2 separate regions of the Homo sapiens genome follow, and region 2 is linked to region 1. A link is an interaction called in ENCODE POLR2A ChIA-PET data of the cell type or tissue named here. Cell type or tissue: Caco-2. All regions are shown on one strand. Links, peaks and the distances in the headings refer to the core of each region. The heading gives the core; the rest is flanking DNA.

What was found. ChIA-PET counts read pairs that join two places held together with the same protein. Peaks named below come from ENCODE experiments on the same cell type or tissue, not always from the same donor. Only the 100,000 strongest peaks of a DNase experiment are listed, where the experiment ranks them.
Region 2: POLR2A ChIA-PET joins it to region 1 with 28 read pairs; 2 of 35 experiments call an interaction of 5 or more read pairs at or near these places.

What each region holds. Positions count from the first base shown.
Region 1 is chr6:24,905,777-24,916,072 of GRCh38, forward strand. All of the region lies in intron 1 of RIPOR2 (RHO family interacting cell polarization regulator 2), which reads right to left. Among named protein-coding and RNA genes, the nearest start is that of RIPOR2, 25 kb to the right of the region's middle. In Caco-2, for the core only: no CTCF peak of the experiment used is centred there; a DNase peak (open chromatin) is centred at 5,445; H3K4me3 peaks cover 1,204 bases; H3K27me3 peaks cover 188 bases.
Region 2 is chr6:25,095,700-25,106,303 of GRCh38, forward strand. It overlaps the pseudogene CMAHP. Among named protein-coding and RNA genes, the nearest start is that of RIPOR2, 170 kb to the left of the region's middle. In Caco-2, for the core only: no CTCF peak of the experiment used is centred there; no DNase peak of the experiment used is centred there.

The DNA.
Region 1 (10,296 bases), core at 1,501-9,500:
TTAGCGTTTCTCTGCCTTGCTTTTGTATTTCTCAGGTACTCTCCCCACTTTCCTGCCCTTGCCTTCCTTCCAAGAGCTCTCCTGGAAGCCAAGGTCAGAAGGAGACAAGCTTGAAGAGAATGGAGTCATTGTTTCTTCATTTAACATCCAAAACAATTTGTTTGAGAAGGAAGAGATCACTTCCAGGGGTAGAGGTAAAGGCCAATAGCATTAAACCCAAAAGTGAAGAGGCAAATACAAGAAAGAATTAAAAGACACTGTTGTTTTTCAGTACATAAGGTTGGTTTTCGGTATGGTCATTGGCCAACCTTGTTCTAGTATCATCATCATTAATAGTAGCCTTGTTTCACAATTGTTCTTATCTGACCTTCCTTGCAAGACATGCCTTTTGACTGTCCCTAACTTTCCTACCTTCAGTCTAGATCTTAAATCTAGGTTCACAGGCAGTTAGTTAATAGTTGATACCTACCATTGGGTAGGCAGCATGCAAGTCCCAAGGATATAGGAACAAGCAAAACAGACCCTCTGTGCCTTCAGGGAGCTCACAGTCTTCCTAGTCTTTTTGTCTGGTAAATAGTCCCTTTTCCTTTCCATTTACCTGTAATCTTAGAATAGGCACATGAATGAAATCTTCATTGACTACTCCAATCACAGCCTTCTTCCTTTGACCTCTCATAGTCCTTTTCTTTAGGGTGACTGTGTGATTGCAACACCTCTGAGTGAAAGGTGGTGCTATTAATAATTATGCTGCAACAACAGGTGTCTATGGGGCAAACCAGGACATCCAGTCACCTATCCAACTCAATTGTGCTCCTCCTACTTCTCCACCAGACTGTGCTCCCTAGAAGGTATAATCAATATCTTACACTTTTTCTTTTTCTTAAGGGTCTCACTCTGTCACCTAGGCTGGAGTACAGTGGCATTATCTCTGCTCACTGCAGCCTTGACCTTCCAGGCTCAAGCGATCCTCCCACCTCAGCTTCCAGAGTAGCTGAGACTACAAGCATGCACCACCATGTCTGGCTAATTTTTCTTTTTTTTTCATAGAGATGGGGTTTCACCATGTTGCCCAGGCTGGTCTCAAACTCCTGGGTTCAAGCGATCTTCCCACCTTAGCCTTCTAAAGTGCTAGGATTACAGGCATGAGCCACCGTGCCCAGCCAATATGTTATATTTTTATATTGAATGCGATGTCTAACTTTGACCAGACCTTAGAATAATTGCCCAGTAAACACATGCTTAAGTTGAAACAAAAGTGGGATTCTCCCAAATTATATAACATTACAGAGTTGAACTTAAAATCCACCTCAGAATTAAAAATGATTGTGAATCAGTTTTAGAATGCTAAATGGTGTACAAAATAACTTCCTCTGAGACTCCTCTCTCCTTGGTCTGGTAGAGAACTCATTTTGATCTAATGGAACACAACATAGAAATATTGCACCTCATTTGCTTTCACTGTTGAAAAAAATCTAATTTCCTATTTAATTAATGTAATGAACTTGTGAAAACATTCATCTCCTCCACACAGTACTCATCGGTGTCATGTAAACAATGCACAATAAAATAAATTGGAGCAGCTTCTTTTCTTCATAGTGTTCCCGGTTTCCTTAGAGGGAATTAAATCCAGCACAGGGCCATGTGTAAATGATCTTTTTTGTAGATAGCCTGCCGCACTCAGGAAAACATGTATTATTTTTAGGGAATGTTTCCAACCTAAGTGAGATGAGTTTACTGTGACCAAAAAACAAAACAAAACAAGACAAAAACCTGGACCATGAACCCAGAGAAGAAGTTGGTGGCTGCAGAGAGGAGACACAGAAGAGGGAAGAGGACATGTGAGGGTTTCATGCTTAATTCACTGGAGATACATGATGCATTGAGTGATTTTGTTCAGTTGAATCAACTTGAAGGTTTCCATATGCATAACAGTGAGGTTCTTGTTTTCAGGGGGAAAATGTTGTTTCAAGAAACTGCCTATAAGTAAATGAAATGAAGAAATGAAGCCAAAAGAAGGGCTCCTTCCAGATGAAAAGGCATATGCTCATGATCATTCTCCTTTTCTGAACAGATCTTTATAATAATCACATTGCAGGGTGTTTACATGACAACTGCTTTATGAGACCATTCTACACCTAGGTTTGCCTTTGGGGAGCCAATTATGAGTGACTGGGCTATCTGTACCTCCTCTCCCCACCCCCACCCCACCCCAATTCCCTTGCTCCATTGTCTGTTTTCAGCTGTTATTCTTTTCTGGTTGAATGGCCACAAACACAAGCTGTCTATCTCCCCCAGCTCATGGAGCTCAGCTTGGCAGATGAAAATAAGCCTGGTAAAGGAGCTGTTCACAAGCACGAGGCCCTACTCACAGGACCACCGGTGCAGGAAGCCCAAGTAGAAAGTCAAATCTGCCATTGCCCTGAGGGGCACCCATTGTGTAAATAAAACGGACTTTCACTTCTATCACCACTTCCTCCCAAGAAAAGCAAGGAACTGTTTTTAGACTTCTGACTTCTTTTCAGAATGAAAACAGATAATCCATTGAATGCAATAAATGATTAAATAAAACTCTGGTTTGCAAACCCTTCAACCCAAGGGACTATTGTATGTACAATTCAGCCATTTAATATAAAACCTGAAGTCTGTGCTATTCACCCTGCACAGTTGCCTTTGTCTATATTTTAGTCTCTTGACAGAGGGGTGAACCAATAATCTGTGAATTAACACAAAGTGTAACAGAGAAGTGTCTTGGTTATACTTAGAAGTGGGCATGTAGTTGGTATCACAGTTGGGCTGTGGGGTTTTATCGTAGTAGGGATGTTTCCACTTTAGTGACCTCAGATTTAGGGAAGGACATTTGGCAGTGATTAGCAGGGCCCCAGGTCAATGGGTATGAATACTAAAGAGAAGAATTTTTATGAGAGTTTAGCTAACAAGATCCACAGATATAAATATCTCCCTCCACCCGCCCCCAGCCTCCTTGGCTTCTCCAGGTCAACCTTGGGTGGGTCCCTTCTCTGCTGGAAATAACTTCACTTTGCAGTTAACAAAAGGAAGGAGAGCCATTTCTGGAATTGTGTTTGTGTAATCAGAATTCTATGCAACTCCCTAGCGCATGCTTTCGGTTTTCTTTCTCTGTAGCTTGGTATTTCTTTTTATTTATACTGAGGATAAAATATTCAAAGCGAAATCTCACATTAGAGTGTCAGAGGAAGAGAGAAGCAACAGCAATTGGGGGGTCCTTTGGAAAAGCAACATATGCAGTATGTTTTTGCTAAACAGATTCTCCAATGTTCAAGTTTTCAGATGTTTGGATGCAGTAAATTTTTGGACAGGCAGATGCATTATCTTCCTGGGGGAAAGGACACAATTTGACACTATTGCAACTGAAGGGGAAGCTAGCACAGAAAGCTAATCCTGAGTGCTGGGAGATGGGGGCTTCAGATAGGGGAGTTCCTCAAGCTGCTGTTACCCTAAGTTGGTACATCCCTGCAGTTTGTTCCTACAGAAGGATAACTACTGATGCTTCCTAATTAACCACTGGAGAATAGCCATGATGGTGCTGGTTCTCGGAGAGTTCGTGGCTGACATCCCCTGCTTGTGACAGCAGCTAAAATACAATTTGAGGAAAGTAGATGGTGTGAGTGGGCAAGCTCAGAGGCTGGTCCAAAATGGCTGGAGGAGCAAGGGGAAGAGGGGAATTGAGTGAGTGGGAATACCCGGGTAGGGGAGGGAAGGAGGTGGGTACACTCTCAGAGCAAGACAGACCCGATAGAAAACAAAAGGGAAGAAATGATTGTGTGTCAGCTAACAATCGAGCAGACGCTCACACAGGATGCCCAGTCCCATAGAGATGGCCAAGTACAATTTCTTCAGAATGGGGGCAGTGATTAGTCACAATCCTAGACCTTCTACCAAGCGTGTGGACGTAAGAGGGTAGGAAGTGGGGAGCAGGGAGGAAACAGCCCCAACATATATTTTATCATAACTGTTTTCCCAGATTAAAAGCTTGAACATTTTTCCTCAGTCACTCAAGCAACATGTAGGTATCTCCAAGACAGGGACCTACGAGCCTACCAATCTCACTCTGCGCCACCCCCATCCCAGCAGAATCAGCCCGGTTCTCCTGCTTTTCCACTTGCTCTCTCGCTCTCCAGGGAGCTGTCACTTCTCACAGCGCCTCTGCCACCTTAGCACCTGATGACTTCTGCTTATCTAATTTCAAAATGCACCTACTCCCTTCGAACGTGAGGGGTCTCTATCTGCTGCCCACTGCCCTGTAAGAGGGAGCTAGAAGGTTATCGTCTCGGGCAAGAGAGCTGCACATGCTCCGCTTGACCAGCCCCCTCCCATGCCACGGACTCCTGCTAGGGTGCTCCTGTCCTCAGGTGCATCCCCTCCCCCCATCTTTCCAGACACAGATCGGCATCAAAGCAACACATTTTTTCCTTTCTTGCCCCTCTTCCCAATTCTCATCCTCCCATTCCACCTGGCCAATTTGGAATTCAGACACGGTGAGGAACGAGCTGGTTCATAGTCCAGCTCAAACGGGCAGCCCGGGGGCAAATGAAGACCCTTGAGACTGCCATCCCAGCCCTGAGCTGGATTCCCCATAGGCTCTGCGAGTGCCGAAGTCGTTCCGTGCCAGGGGGCCACCCAGGACTCCCATCTGGGGGCGCTCGCACACACACCCCTCCCTGACTCCCGGGGCCCGGCGCTTCCTCGCCCCAGAAATGTCCCAACCCCGGGCAATGCTGTGGGCCCCTCTAACCTTGGCCCGTTCCTCCACTCCCCAGGGCATCCTTCAGTTCTGCTTGCAAAAAGTGCGCGTGCCCCTTTCGCTCAGCAACTTCCCGACCGTACCCTGTGGGCTTCAGATGCCCGAACCCACCAGGGTGGTGGAAGCTGAGGACGCTCCAGTTTCAACGGCTGCTTAGCATTCAACGCTCATTCAAGTCGAGGACACCCCTCCCCACACAGACCTCACCGCGTTGTACGCAAAATCAGAAGCAAAAAAGGAGAAATGAAAAGGTGAACCTACCTAACGACGACGGCTCCTTGTCATGTCAGGGGCACACTCAGGGTTCTCTGGCATATAAAAGCCTCCGCACCAATGCAATGCCCGGAGCTGCCCGCACCTCCGGCTTTGCAGACAGCCTGAGCTGGCTCACTTGGGTGAAGGGGACCCCGGGAGGAAGTCGGGTGGACGCGAGCTGTCCCCAGCGCCGGCTGCCCTGCCGCGTCCGCTCGCAGCAGCTGCGGCGCGCGGGGTGAAGTTGCGGGGCTGGCGGGCGCGAGGGTGGCGGAGCGCGGAGCTAGAGCGGCGGAGCGGGCGGAGGGGCGGGAGCCGTGAGGAGGGGGAGGCGCGGCGCGGGGGCCGGCGGCGTCACTTGTGCTGGGAGGGGAGGGCGGGTGGAGACAGCTGCTTGACAGCTACTTCAGCCCAACTCCAGGAGGCTGCGCTTCGGTGCCTGCTTCCAGCTGATCGCCGGCACGCCAGGCTCCTTTGCAAGAGCTGGCGCGGCAGCTTTGGAGTGACCCGTGGAATCGCGCCGGGGAGCGAGCCCGGTGGATCCAGCGCGCTGGAGGGAGAGGGCAGAGGAAAGGAGCCGAGGCAAGGAAAGGCCCTTTCAGCTAACCTTTTGGGATCTTTCATACAAGCTGGGCTGTGCATTGAAAAAAATGAGGCGGTGGTGTATGGGGTGGGGGCGGTGTGAGGGTGAGGTTGGCTGCCCACGGCAAGGGTTGTGCTGGAAAGCCCCGCTGAAGAGGGCTGCTTTGTAGGGCACTCTCTCTACCGGGGCTGCTTTGGACACAGCTCTCATAAAGATGGCAGAAAGAGAATTGTTTTTTATTTTGTTCTGGTGGATTTGAATGATAAAGGTTTCCTGTGGGGAAAGCATGGGTCTGCCTGATAGACAGACATTCCCAAAAAAGGGCCTTTTGGAGTGGAAACTGTATGGAACTGGGAGTCGACAAGGACCCAGGGAAAAGGTCCTGACTCAGTCTCCATCCTTACATAGGGATTCCCTGCTATGCCTCAGTCTCCTCATCTGTTAAGTGATCATAATGAATAAATTGTGTATTTAGAATATGTTAACTAGAATAGTACCACAAGACACATCCACTCCCTCCCACACCACTTGAGATTCAGTCACCTTGTGAAAGGATCAGTAATAATCAGTGAGCTGAGACATTAGCCGAAAGGGAACATCCTAGGAGACATGTCAACATGGGAAACACCCACATCCAGTCGTGGTCTGGGCACTGCATCCTCGGGCTGGAATACAAGCAGCCAGAACCATCGCCTGATAAACTGTGTCATAACTCACCTAGGAATACAACAGAAAGGGCAAAATCGGCTTGATCCCCAGAAAGAACGCCCAAGAGCATGCCTTTACTAGACTGTGAGTTCATAGGGCAGGGACCATCTCTGTCTGATATAAGCTGTCCCCAGCACAGAGCAGGCACTCCATAGCTACATATTGAATGAAAGATGGATCACCCAGTCATTCTGAAGCACCCCTTCACTCTTACATTGATCCTTTTATTTCCCTTGCCAACCCCACCCTGCAACTTATCTGCAACCACATAGCTTTTGCTCATTTCCAAATGGCCACATCTATTCATTAGGATCCAGTTTAAATACCTTAATCTGCATCCATTTTTCCAAGATCCCTTGCCCCCCCCCTTTTTTTTTTGCCCTTTCATTTCAGAGCTTTTATAGCACCTTAGTTTACTCTCCAGATGCCTACACCTTCCACCTTGTATCATGACTATTTGTGTAGAGATGGATGGTTCCAAACATTTCTCTATTTACTGGAGTCTGGAGAAAGAGACCTGGAAAGAAGTACAAATATGCAGTAGAAGTTTGGGGAGAACTGAGTAAAGCGCTACTACGGATTAGCACAGTACTAATGGTCTCATAGGACGAATCTGGAGGGAGAAGGGCCTGACATCCACCCTGGAGAGAAGCCAACTGTATTTCCCCACCTTCCCACTCCCATCACCTTCCTGACTCAGGAATGGCACTGTTGTAAGTGACATATAACCTTTTATGAGAGGGAGGAGGAAGAGGATGAAAAGAGAGATGAGGCAGATGATGTTAGGTACTTTATAGATATTATCCCACTGAAGCCTGTCATCTCTTTCCCATAGCTGCCTCCACTTAAAAGATAAGACTACTGATACTCTGAGAAGATGAACAAGTAACTTCCTGATGATCACAAAGATGAAGCTAGTGTTGAAAGTCAGATGTGATTCCAAATCAAGTGCTCTTTTTACTACAGCACATTCCACTCCCACCCCCAACTTACCCTATTGGGCTGAGGGGTATCTTGCTGAGGTTTGGGCATGACTGTGGGCATGACTTGAGTGTGTGTGTGTGTGTGTGTGTGTGTGTATGTGCACATACAGAGCAGAGACCAGAAAGAAGCATGGAGTGGCTCCCCAAGCTGCTGCCTTTAGAGATTCCATGAGGTTGCCCCACTCACCGCTGTGGATTTAGGACTGAAGCTCTAAACAGGAATGAAGAGGGCACAGTGGGCTGCATCTCCCCTTGAGGGAGCTTCCTTAGGAAGGGAGCAGAACGTGTGGAGTATGGAAGGTGAAGGGCCAACACAGGCCTGAACTGACTGCATTAGACTGGAAGCTCTGGCAATTGGGATCTGTCCTGGGTGACTTTGTAGACCCCACAGTTCCTCCCACAGAGTACCTCCAGAGAACAGGTACATGTGTGACTGAGGGACCAGGCAGCACAGATCTAAACAACCACGACACACTGTGTATTGGATTGCCTGGTCCAAATCCCAGAGATTAAGGTCATATAACCAAATAAAAAGCCCACACCAGGTCTCCTAGAGCTTAGTCTAAAGGTCTTCACACCGCCTCTCCAATCACTGCTCCTGTGTGGTCACCAAAGTCTTCATTCTTGGGTAGTTAATTTCTGCTTGCGCCCATTCTCTCTCTTATAATGCTGTTCACTTCCTTTTAGGTTCTTACTATCCCTTAGGCAGGATTCTTTATCCCCAAAACTTCACTGAGCAGAGCACTCAGATATCTCGGCTGGGTCCTTTTAACCTCATCCAGGGAAACAGTGAAGCCTAGAGCTTGACAGGCATTGGGGGTGGGTATCCTCACCCCCACCCATGAGACACTTGCATTGCTCTTTCAGGCCAATGAAAAGGAATGGTTCTTTCCAAAGAAGAAATCGTTTAATACAAGTCAGGGTATTTTCCCCCCTCACATATAAATTTTAAATTGAATACACCCCTAATGGCCGGGCATGGTGGCTCATGCCTATAATCCCAGCACTTTGGGAGGCCGAGGTGGGTGGATCACTTGAGGCCAGGAGTTTGAGACCAGCCTGGCCAAAATGGCGAAACGCTGTCTCTATTAAAAATGCAAAAAATTAGCCGGGCGTGGTGGCAGGTGCCTGTAATCCCAGCTACTCAGGAGGGTAAGGTGGGAGGATCACTTCAACCCAAGAGGCGGAGGTTGCAGTGAGCCGAGATTACGTCACTGCGCCTCCAGCCTGGGTGTCAAACAACAACAACAACAACAACAACCAAAACAAAACAAAACAAAAAAGACCCCAAGTAGTAATAATAGCTATTATTTCAAGAAGTAATTGAGTGCAACCCAGGTGCCAGGCACTCTGCTAAGGGCCGGAGGTAAGCCCAGTAGTTGTGAAACCTGCCTTGTAGAGCCTGGCGATGAGGACAGTTGTAAATAAGTGGGATGGTGAATTACGAAGGAGGCAGCACTATGGGTGCTATAGGAACTGTGATTATTTTTTATACCATAAAACAAAGTGTTTGAACTTCAGCAGCACTGAAAATGGCCTCTTTTAATAACTGAACTGTATCCCATTCTCCTCTCATGAGAACTTTTTAAGCCAGTGTGTGGTTGAAGAACGGACTCAGCCAAACAAGTCTTATGGTTCTTACTGCCATCGATCAATCCTAGTAAATACACAATTCATCAGAAGAAAGCAGAACAGCAGCCAAAATGCAACCAATTTAATTCCCTGACTTACAGCTTCACATATGTAATAAAGAACTTAGACCATGCCTGAAGAACCACTGCCGTTATGAAGTGAAGTCGGTGCTCTAGGTCTAATCAGAAGGTCACTTAAAGATTTGGTTGTACCTACCGACCCTTATCTATCTATCTGTCTATCACATAATTTTTTCTGCATTCCCTGCAGAAATAAAAAACCATAGTTCTGTAACTACCTGTGTCTATTGTTCTGGTGAATTTGGCTTCTATTCTTACAGGTGACTAGTCCTAGAGACAAGTAAGCAGATACAACAGAGGTCTAATTTCTCTTTATAACTGTGATGCTTCTTATCCATAGGAACAGCAGATCTAACAGCCTTGAAGGTCTTTACTCTTATGACCTTTCTGTATAGGCACTTGGCCACCCAGATCCAGGGCCAAAATATGGCTTGGAATGCTGCCAGTTCTAAGAGTTTTGCACTCCTTTCTAATAGTATAATCTTTTGGCCTCCACATTGCTCACGTCTATTGAATTCTTCATTTGCTGCTCTGACCAATCTTTCTCCCTCTGTCTGTACTTTTTTTTTTTTTTTTTTGAGATGGAGTCTCGCTCTGTCACCCAGGCTGGAGTGCAGTGGCACGATCTCAGCTCACTGCAACCTCCACCTCCTGGGTTCAAGTGATTCTCCTGCCTCACCTTCCCAAGTAGCTGGGATTACGTGGGATTACAGGCACCCGCCACCACTCCCAACTAATTTTTGTATTTTTAGTAGAGATGGGGTTTCACCAGGTTGGCCAGGCTGGTCTCAAACTCCTGACCTCGTGATCCACCTGCCTCGGCCTCCCGAAGTGCTAGGATTACAGGTGTGAACCACCGTGCCTGGCCCCCGTCTCTCTGTATTTTTGATTTTCCAGCTTATGAAGTGCATAAGAATCACCCTGGGAAGGAATTTAACATGCAGATTTTTAGGTCCCCCTCCTTACACAGTGTCGTTTTAACAAGCACACTGATGGTTCTGGCACAGTCATCTCAGAATGCACTTCAGGAAACACTGGTCTGAACCAAGTCCAAATAGGCATCCAGCTCCCTTGGCACTGCAGTTGGTTCCAGAAGCCTTCCCAGCTGCATCCCCGCCACTCTGCCATGCAGGCTCTCAGCTCTGGCTCTTCTCACCCTGCATCCAGGGAAGAGTCTTGGAAAAAGTGCTGGACTCAGAGTCGATGCCTGGGTTCTATTTTAGTGTTGCCAGTAGAGAACTCAGTGGCCTTTGTGGACCTATGTCCTCATCTATCAAA
Region 2 (10,604 bases), core at 1,095-9,094, 190 kb after region 1:
GAGTCCCCCTACCAAGGGTACCTATGAAACGGAAGTTTCATGAAATAATACCCTTGTTACATGCAATGTACTCAGGTATTTTCTATCCTATTCCATTTTATTCTATTCTATTTCATGTTTAAAACATTGGCTGTGAGCAATGGCATTAATTTTGTGACTTGCCAATGGATTGTGACCAGCAGATTGAAGACACTGGCATGAAAGATGGATCAAGGGAAGTTGTGGGGGAGGCACAGATACAAGTTGGGGGGCACTGCAGGAGTCTAAGTGAGAAATTTTGAGAGGCAGAATTAAGGCCAGGGCAGAAGAGGCTGGAGACGAGTGATGGATTTGTGAGTGCTTTATGAAGGAGAATTGACCAGATTTGATAACTCGTTTAATATGGGAAGTTAGCAAAAGACAGAATGAGCTGATTTATCATTCATACTGACTTTGCAGAGGTAAGGCTGGGAGAGGGTGAGCTTTTGGTAATTGCATGTACCACTCTCCAAAATGTTAGTCCATTTCCAAATAGCCCATGATGGTTTCATTTGGCTTAGAGTAGTATTCAAAAATATAGCTTTGTGGCATCATGTTAACTTTTCTTGGATTGCATTTCCAGTGTGTTATTGTTACTTGTTCAAATGTACTATCTGTGGAATGGGAAATTGGGTAATATTTGCACTGATATGAAAACTAATTTTCTTATTGCTTTTTACTTTCATAAAATAATTTATTTTTGAGCTGTATCAATGGACCTTAATAAAAGATTCTTCACTGTTTACTCGCTAGTAAGGTTCTGAGATGATGAAAACATTTGAGTCACTGTTATATAGGATGAAAAGATTAGGAAAAAATTCAGTCTTTTTTTCCCCTAGATTTGTGACATACTTATTGGATAGTTCATTTTATTTAAATGGGAAGACTTCCATTTTTAAAAAGTGAGGTAGGCCAGGCGCAGTGGCTCACGCCTGTAATCTCAGTCCTTTGGGAGGTGGAGGTGGGCAGATCATGAGGTCAGGAGTTCAAGACCAGCCTAACCAACATGGTGAAACCCCGTCTCTACTAAAAATACAAAAATTAGCCGGGCATGGTGGCATGTGCCTGTAATCCCAGTTCGTCAGGAGGCTGAGGCAGGAGAATCGCTTGAACCTGGGAGGTGGAGGTTGCAGTGAGCCAAGATCGCTCCACTGCACTCCAGCCTAGGCAACAGAGTGAGACTCCATCTCAAAAAAATAAAATAAAAAGTGATGTGTGGATTTTACTGTATAACAAACAAAATAGGAACCTGTCAAGAGGCCAGAGGTGAGCCATTTATTTTCTAATAGTATTGAAAAAAAATTATAAAACATTTTTATCCTCTAAAAATATTTAAGCCAAACCTGTCTGTTCGATCCTTCAGCATTCTTCCCAGATCAAGGGTGGCTCCCGGTCGAGGGGTCCATGTTATCACATCAGAGTTTTTCTTGATAAGATTGTTGAGTTCATTTGGGTCATTTTTGGTGTTTGTTTCCTTGATGTACCTGAGAAATAAAAGCATTCCTATGTAAGAAAGTTTATTCTCAGGTGCATGGTCTGATGAGTACAGATTTTTGTTTTATTTTCTCCACATTTTCACTTTCCAATCTTCCTCCACTTATTCCATGGAAAAATAAAGACTATATTTGGGCTAATGTCCCTAATTAGAGAAGAAGTGTCAGTCAAAGAAGGTTGTACTTATACTTTGTTTTTAAGTATAATTGCATGGTGATTGGAATTGAAGTTAGATGTAGCAAGACTGACTACTGAAAATAGGTGGGAATTGCACACTCCTGTATTTAATGTTAATATATGGATTAACTATTATTTGGCAGGCATTATACTAAGTGTTTAATATGAACTAATTGATTACCTTCACAATGCCCCATGAGGCACTATTATGATGCTCATTTTAGAGAGAGAGAAACTAAGCCTTAGAGAAGACACATGACTTGCTTGAGGCCATACCATTAGCAGTCAGCCCAGCCCCAGCTCTCCACCCAGCTGTCTGACACAGGCTGTGCAGCCAGTGAAGCCTCAGCCCTCACAGTTGCCACAAAACTTTGGGAGTAAAATCTGAAAAGCTTTTACATTCAAAACCATTAAAAATCTACTTGTTGGCTGGGTGTGGTGGCTCATGCCTGTAATCCCAGCACTTTGGGAGGCCGAGGCGGGCGGATCACCTGAGATCAGGAGTTTGAGACCAGCTTGGCCAATGTGGTGAAATCCCCTCTCCTGTCTCTACTAAAAATACAAAAATTAGCCGGTCATGGTGGCGGGTGCCTGTAATCCCAGCTACTCTGGAGGCTGAGGCAGGAGAATCGCTTGAACTCAGCAGGCGGAGGTTGCAGTGAGCCGAGATCATGCCATTGCACTCCAGCCTGGGCAACAAGAGCAAAACTGTGTCTCAAAAAAAAAAAAAAAAAATCTACTTGTTACACACACATATCCTCAGTTGCAACCCATCTTGAGATCCAATTTCTTTTTTTCTTTCTTTCTTTTTGAAACGGGGTCTCACTCTTTCATCCAGGTAGAGTACAGTGGCATGAACATGGCTCACTGAAGGTTCAACCTCCTGGGCTCAAGCAATTCTCCTGCCTCAGCCTCCCAAGTAGTTGGGACTACAGGCATGCACCACTATGCCAGACTAATTTTTTGACATTTTGTAGAGATGGGGTCTCACTTTGTTGCTGAGGCTGGTCTTGACTACTCCTGGGCTCTGAGATCTAATTTCTTTCTTTCGAGACAGAGTCTTGTTCTGTTGCCCAGGCTGGAGTGCAATGGCACAACTTGGCTCACTGCAACCTCCACCTCCCGGGTTCAATCAGTTCTCCCTGCCTCAGCCTCTCAAGTAGCAGGATTACAGGTGCCCACCACCATGCCCAGCTAATTTTTGTATTTTTAGTAGAGATGGGGTTTCGCCATGTTGGCCAGGCTGGTCTTGAACTCCTGACCTCAGGTGATCTGCCCGCCTCTGCCTCCCAAAGTGCTGGGATTACAGGCATGAGCCACTGTGTCTGGCTGAGATCTAATTTCTAACTGTGGCATTGATAGAAGCGTGGTGTCTCCCAAATCTAATTCCATACCACAATCTTTCTTGAAAAGCCTTAACTCTTCAATTTCAATGTCATACAAGAAGGTGATTGTGGTTGTGTTGGAGCAGAAAGAGAAAGATCCAGAGAACGAGATTTGTCACTGTGATTCACCTAACATGGGTTTTATAGACAGACATTTCTGTTAAAGGGAATTTTACTTTCTTGAGCTACAAATTGGTTACACAGACGTGATAGATATTTTTAGTGAGATAAGTAAAAAGTACATAATCATTTGTATTTCTATAGCACCAAGGTGACACATTTATGATCTTGGAATCAATTTTGTAGACACAGGTGAGAACGCTGTCACTGCACCAAAGGCGTCAGTAGCTTTTCTCTTTTTACACACATTAATATCCTCCCACTGTTACAGTCACCACCTTGTCTCATCTTCTTCCAGCCTTTAGTCTCTACATGGTTCACTAACAGGTTTCCCTGCCTCCAACTATGTTACTATTCATTACTCTTCCTAAAACATAATGTGTGGTGGTCACAAAGTTCTGTAACTTCTTGATGTGTCTTTGTCTCTCTATAAAATAAAAATAAAATCAGTATCTAGATGGGGTATTGTGGGAAGTGAAAGTATTTGCCAACTGCTTACATGCAACAGTACAGCTTTTAATTGCTTTAAATGACAGCATCACATTAAGTGGTCAAGTACCCACCACCTCCAATTCTTCTCCACATCCTTGCAACTCAACCTACTTAATATTTCTTGAATCTGCATTCTCACTCCCCACTGCCATTCATTATTCCTTCCTGGGTTATTGCAATAGTTTCCAAACTGGTCTTCCTTTCCCTTTGCCATCACACAGGCATACAAACTAACCCCTCCAGTTCACATCTGATTACATCCCTGTTCCTCACCCGACTATCAGGCTCCCTATCCTTCCAGGAAAAAATCCAAATCACGTAGCATGTCCTAAAGTGCTCATACAACCCCTGTCTCCTGTTCTGAACTGCAATTTCTCATCCCAGCATCTTTTTATCTTTGCTGGTCAGTTCCTACTCCTTCTTTAAAATGCAGCATTCATAGACTCATCCAGTGTTCGTCTCCTCTCCTGCGTCTGTATCCCCTTGCCTGCATTGATCATTCTGTATTCCAGTTGTTCTTCTCTTCTAATAGACCATCACTCTGAGAACAGACAATCATTTTATCTCTAGTTCTCCAGTACTTAGCACAGTGCTGCTCAGTGAATGACAAATGAATTTACAAGTAACAAAGAGCAATGATCAAAAGAAATTATGTTTTAACCTTAGACCAATCTTTTCTGAAAAAATTTGGAAGATACAAGAGAGCTAAATAATGTCAACAAGAAGTTTAAAAAGAAACACATCAGCAAGAGACCACATTAAGCAATTATACACATGTAGCTACGTTGCAAGAGAACGTAGCATGTCAAAATGATGACAGGTTTTTAACAATGAGACAAATGAAGTGCAGAGAAGTCAGATAGATGGTGGTAGAACCAAAACCACAATCCCATGTACACCGCTCCTTCTACTGTACTGCTGCTTCCAGTTGATGAGAAGTCATGGGCAGTCCTAACAAGATTACTGTCACAAAAACTCGCCTCGAGGACCGACTTATTATCCAATAAATTCAGACAAATACAGGTAAGTGTACTTTCTTGGTAAAATGACACATGCATTTCCTGCCTGCACATAAACAGTCCCTGCCCTTTGTTCACAAAATATCAGTAACTGTATGATAAAATAAATGTTTTTGTGAAGCAGATGATTGCTCATGAAAACGTTATAGCTAGGGGATGAGTCACTGCATAAGCTCAGGATCAAATAAATTTTATATACAATCAAGGAAATCTTAGCAAAGTTTAAACATCTATAAACTTTCCTTTAGCATTTAAAATAAAATTGTACTCCATATAACACAAAATGGATAGATTTATTATATGTATTGCTTTTGCAAGGGATTATGAAGTCCATAAAATGTGCATGTAATATAACTTGATTGTATCACAAATATGATTTAAACAAATATGCTTGCTGGGCTCAGTGGCTCACGCCTGTAATCCCAACACTTTGGGAGGTCAAGGTGGGAGGATCATTTGAGGTCAGGAATTGGAGACCAGTCTGGCCAACATGATGAAACCCTGTCTCTACTAAAAATACAAAAAATTTAAAAAAATTAGCTGGGCATGGTGGTGCATGCCTGTAGTCCCAGATATTCAGGAGGCTGAGGCAGGAGAATCCCTTGAACCTGGGAGGCAGAGGATGCAGTGAGCTGAGATTCAGCCATTGCGCTCCAGCCTGGGTTGACAGAGCTCGACTCTGTTTCTACCAAAACCAAAACAAAAAAACAAAAACCCCACAAACAAACAAACAAAAAACCCAATATGCTTGCCTTAACTACCAAGGCTTAAGGTGCTCTTTAAGAATCACCATGTTTGCCTTTTTTGATCTTTAATTTTTCAAATTTACTGAGATCCTTTTTTTTTTTTTTTTTTTTTTTTTTTACTTTTTGAGGGAGTACAGATCTATAGATCTTAACACAAATATAGATTCATGTAACTGCCACCACAATCGGGATACAGGACAGTTCATCACCCCCAAAACTTCCTTGCATTGCACCTTTGTAGTAAAATCCTTCTTTAACCCCTACCTCCTCACAATCGCTGATCTACTCTCTATCCCTATAACTTTGCCTTTTCCAGAATATCATATACATAGAATCTTTTAGTATGTAACCTTTTGAGACTGGCTTCTGTCACTCAACACAGTGCCTTTGAGATTCATCCACACTGTTGTATGCAGCAGTTCTTATTCTTGAGTAGTAGTCTGTTGTATGACTATACCAGAGCTTGTTTATCCATTCACCTGTTGAAGGCTATTTGGGTTGATTTGGTGATTATGAATAGAGCTACTATTAATATTTGCATATAGATTTTTTGTGTGAATAAAGTTTTAATTTAATTAGGGCAGATACTCAGGAGTGGAACTGTTGGATCATACAGTAAGGTTAGCTTCAAAGACACTGCAAAAGCGTTTTCCAGAAGGACTGCACCATTTGGCATCCTTAAGAGCAAAGTGTGAGGGCTCCTCTTGGTCTGTATTTTTGACATAAGTTGGTATTGTCAATTTTCCAAAGTGCCATTAATTCTAATAGTTATGCCATTGTGGTGTTAATTTTCATTTTCCTAATGGCTAATGCTATTCAGCATCTTTGCATATGCTTATTTGACATCCATATATCTTCTTTGGTGATGTATCTGTTCAAATATTTTGCCAATTTTTAAATCTTCTTACTATTGATTTTTAAAATTATTTTTAAATCGTAGTCTTATTGCTGAGTTTTGAGAGTTCATTATATGTTCTGGATACAAATTCTTTGTCAGGTATGCTATTTGCAAAATGTTCTCAGAGTCTATAGTTTGCCTTTTCATCCTCTTAATAGTTTCCTATTTATAGAGCAATCATTTTAAATTTTGATAAAGAATAATATATTAATTTTTAAAATAGATCATGCTTTTGATGCAACATCTAAGAAGTCTTTCCCTAACCCATGGTCAGGAATATTTCCCCTATATTTTCTTTTAAAAATTTTATAGTTTTATATTAACATTTATATCTATAATCCATTTTTACTTACTTTTTGCATGTGACATAAGGTTCAGATCGAGGTAGGTTTTTTTTTTGGTTCAGATCGAGGTAGGTTTTTTTGTGTGTGTGTGTATGGGTGTGCAATTTCTCCAGTAACATTTGTTGAAAAGACTACCCTTTCTCCATTAAATTGCCTTTTTCCGGGCCGGGCACAGTGGCTTGCAGCTCATGCCTGTAATCCCAGCACTTTGGGAGGCCAAGGCAGGTGGATTGTGAGGTCAGGAGATTGAGACCATCCTGACTAGCATGGTGAAACCCCATCTCTACTGAAAATGCAAAAAATTAGCTGGGCGTGGTGGTGTGTGCCTGTAGTCCCAGCTACTCAGGAGGCTGAGGCAGGAGAATCACTTGAACCCGGGAGGTGGAGGCAGAGGCTGCAGTGAGCCGAGATCACGCCACCACACTCCAGGCTGGGCGACACAGTGAGAATCCTTCCCCACCCCCCAAAAAAAAGCCTTTTTTTCATTCACATTTCCCCAAATTGCATCTTTGCCAAAAATCAATTGGCCATATTTGTGTGGATCTATTTCTGGATTCTCTATTCTGTTCCATTGATGTCTGTGTCTATTCCTTCACCAGTATCACACTATCTTGATTACTGCAGCTTTATAGCTAATCTTAAAATTAGAGAATATGTTCCTCTAATTTTATTCTTCTATTACAGAATTATTTTGATTAGTCTAATTCCTTTGCCTTTCCTATAAATTTTAGACATTATCTAGATCTACAAAATATCCTGCTGGGATTTTGATGGGCATTGTACTGAATCTATAAATTTGGGGATAATTAAAATATGAACTATATTGAACATCCAATTCATGAATATGGTATGCTGTTCCATTTATCTAATTAGAGTCTTTGATTTCTTTCATCTGTTTTGTAGTTTTTAGCATATGTACTCTGATATCCTTTTTAGGGTCAGGTCCACACACACAGTGCAGCTTTGGAGTTAACCCAGGAGTTTATCCATAATTTTATGGGCTCACTTTCCTAAGCCTCCTCCTATCTGAAATCTCTCCATGATTTTCTGCTTCCCAGGTATCCCCTTCATCTTCTGGTTGAAAAGCCAGGGCTTCGATTTCCCTGTACTGCTGTGCATGTTCTGGAAACTGCATATGCTTGTGGGGCAAAGTGGTGAGAGGTTAGCGAGAGAAAAGACTGCAACAAGGATTCTCTTCGTATTATTCGAACCGAAATTGCTTTGATTTGAGAAAATGATTCTTTTTCCTTGGAGTGTCATCTATGAGTGAGGCTTCTAGCAGTCCTTCACCAGGAGAGTTGCTCAGGGCCTCTCTCATAAGCATATGTACAAAAAGTGAAAGTAAGTTAATTTTTGACTTAATTACTTAGGTGGCTAGAAGCAGCAAATCAAAGAGAAGGATTGAGACTGCTGGTAAAGATTTGTTACAGCAGTGAAGAATGATCACTAACTTAGCAAAACTGTAACGAGCAGATATAATGCTTTACTGCCTGGGGCCGTTTAGTGCAGGGGCAAACAGCTCAATGGACTAGAACACATCCTGTTATAACATCCTCCAGTGAACTGTAGGAACATCAAGCTGTTACATTACATTCTAAAACTTTGAAATGATGAATCCATGATATCAAGAAAAGATCAATTATGTTCTAATACTCTTTCTGAGAAGACAATTATACCTAAATCATAAAATTTTCACATCTAGAGAGATAAACTATACCTATCCAGAAAATTTTGCTACCTAGCATGATTTCACTATTTAGAATGCCCAAGTTCCCAGAAGTTCTATACAGCTAAGATTTTACTCTATTAAAAGGTCTATGATGCCAAAAATTATTAAACTCTGTTCAACAGAAATACAATTCAAGCATGTGTAATTTTAAATTTTCTAGTAGCAACATTAAAAAAGTACACAGTAACAGGTAAAATTAATAGATTTTACTTAACTCAATCCAAATATGTTAATATGAAATCAATTTTTAAAAATTATTGAGATATTGTGCATTCTTTTCTGCATTATCAAGTCTTTGGAATCCAATGTATATTTTAAACAGAGTACATCTCAATTTAGATCCTACATTTTCATCAGAAAGACTTGATCTATAGATCTTATAAAATGAATAGTTCAAAAAGTAGCTTCTCATGCTCAAGTTGTTCCACACATACCCAAAAAGTTTCCCAATAAAAAGAAGCAAGTACTAAAAATGTACTTTCATGTAGCACTCAAATCCACATTGACACAACTGGTTCATATTTTTTTTTAGAAGAACTGATTTGGCTTTGAAGCAAAAGCATAACAGTTTCAAAACTATGCCTGTCCAAGTTTAGTAAATTCACTAACTTTTGTGTCAACTCATTAATATTACCATTGAATTCAAAGGGGTATTACATAAATCAAAACTCAACTATAAATTATCAATACTAATGAAACATTCTTCAAATTTTACTCAACTTTGCAGTCAATTTTAATGCTGTCAATTAAAAATAAAATCTGCATATTGGTTTTTTAAAAATGTATAAAACTGTTATTAATTGGTGCCATGAAAAGTTTCCATTTTAATATAAATACGTGTGATGGGTTGTTTTCCCCTCAAAAATGAAATGTTAAAGTCCTAAGTCCTAGTACCTCAGAATGTGACCTTATTTGGAGACAGGGTCCTTATGGAGGTAATCAAGTGAAAATGAGGTCATGTAGGTGGGCTCTAAAACAATCTGACTGATGTCTTTATAAAAAAAGGAAAATGTGGACACAGATAGGCACACAGGGAAAATGCCATGTGAAGAGACAGAGTAAAGATGGTCATCTACAAGCCAAGGAGTGTCTGAGGCAACCAGAGGCTGGGAGAGGGCCGGGAACCAATCCTTCCCCAGCGGCTTTAAACGGACCATGGCTCAGCCCACACCTTATTTCAAACTTCTGACCCCTAGAACTTAACAAACGTTTGTTAACAAAAATTGTAATAGGTTTCTAGGGCTGTTGTAACAAATTTTTGTTACATGACCCAGTTTATGTTCCTTTGTTACAACAGCTCTAGGAACCTAATAAAATATTTCTTCCCGTGTAACTAAGTCACAATTAAGCTTTTCCTTTCATTGTGTTCAAATACAAGGTGTGTTCAACATAATCTGACAATACACAGTGATTAAGAGCATGACGCTGGAGTCAGACTTAGGATGAGATTCAAAATGAGTTTTTCCATAGGCACTGTGATATCAGATTAAAAAACAAACTACCCTGCCAGATTTTATCTTCGATTCCTGCATATTTGGCAAGCAATTCTTTTGTTTCAAGAAAATCTTGAAATTAATCATGTAGGTTTTCTTGACTTAACTGAGCATTGGCAAAGGGGACAAGATCAAATTCATGGTCTTTTATTTCTTTCAACAATTTCATACATTGGTGATGATTCATAGTATTTGCAGAAGTTATATTGCTGCAAGAAAAATCACATTAGATACCTAAAACATGAGAAGAAAGACATAATTCTATTCTGGAATGCAGTATGGTATAGAGAAAAGAGCTTTAGAACTAAGCATACCAGGGTTCCATTCTCAACTCATGTTTCCAACAGGGTGACTTTGGGCACGTCCCTTGACCTTTCTGAGTTTCAGATTCCTTATCTGCAAAAAAGGAACAATACCCCCTTCCTACGCATAGTGCTATTGGGAGATTAACTTAGATGGCTTAGTTAAAAGTCCCCAGTTCACTTCACATAATAAATGGCAGTTGCCATCCTCTTTCCTGGGATCCTTTCGGAGAATATCTATCTGTTATTTTATCTCCTGAAAGAGTTCCTGGCTGCCAAGTGTAACTTTTATTCATGCTCTGGGTTCTCCAGCAGCTTGTTAAAAAGTTCCAGACACCTACTAATCACTTTCCTTCTCATGTCACACTGCTTTCACAGCAAAGTCGC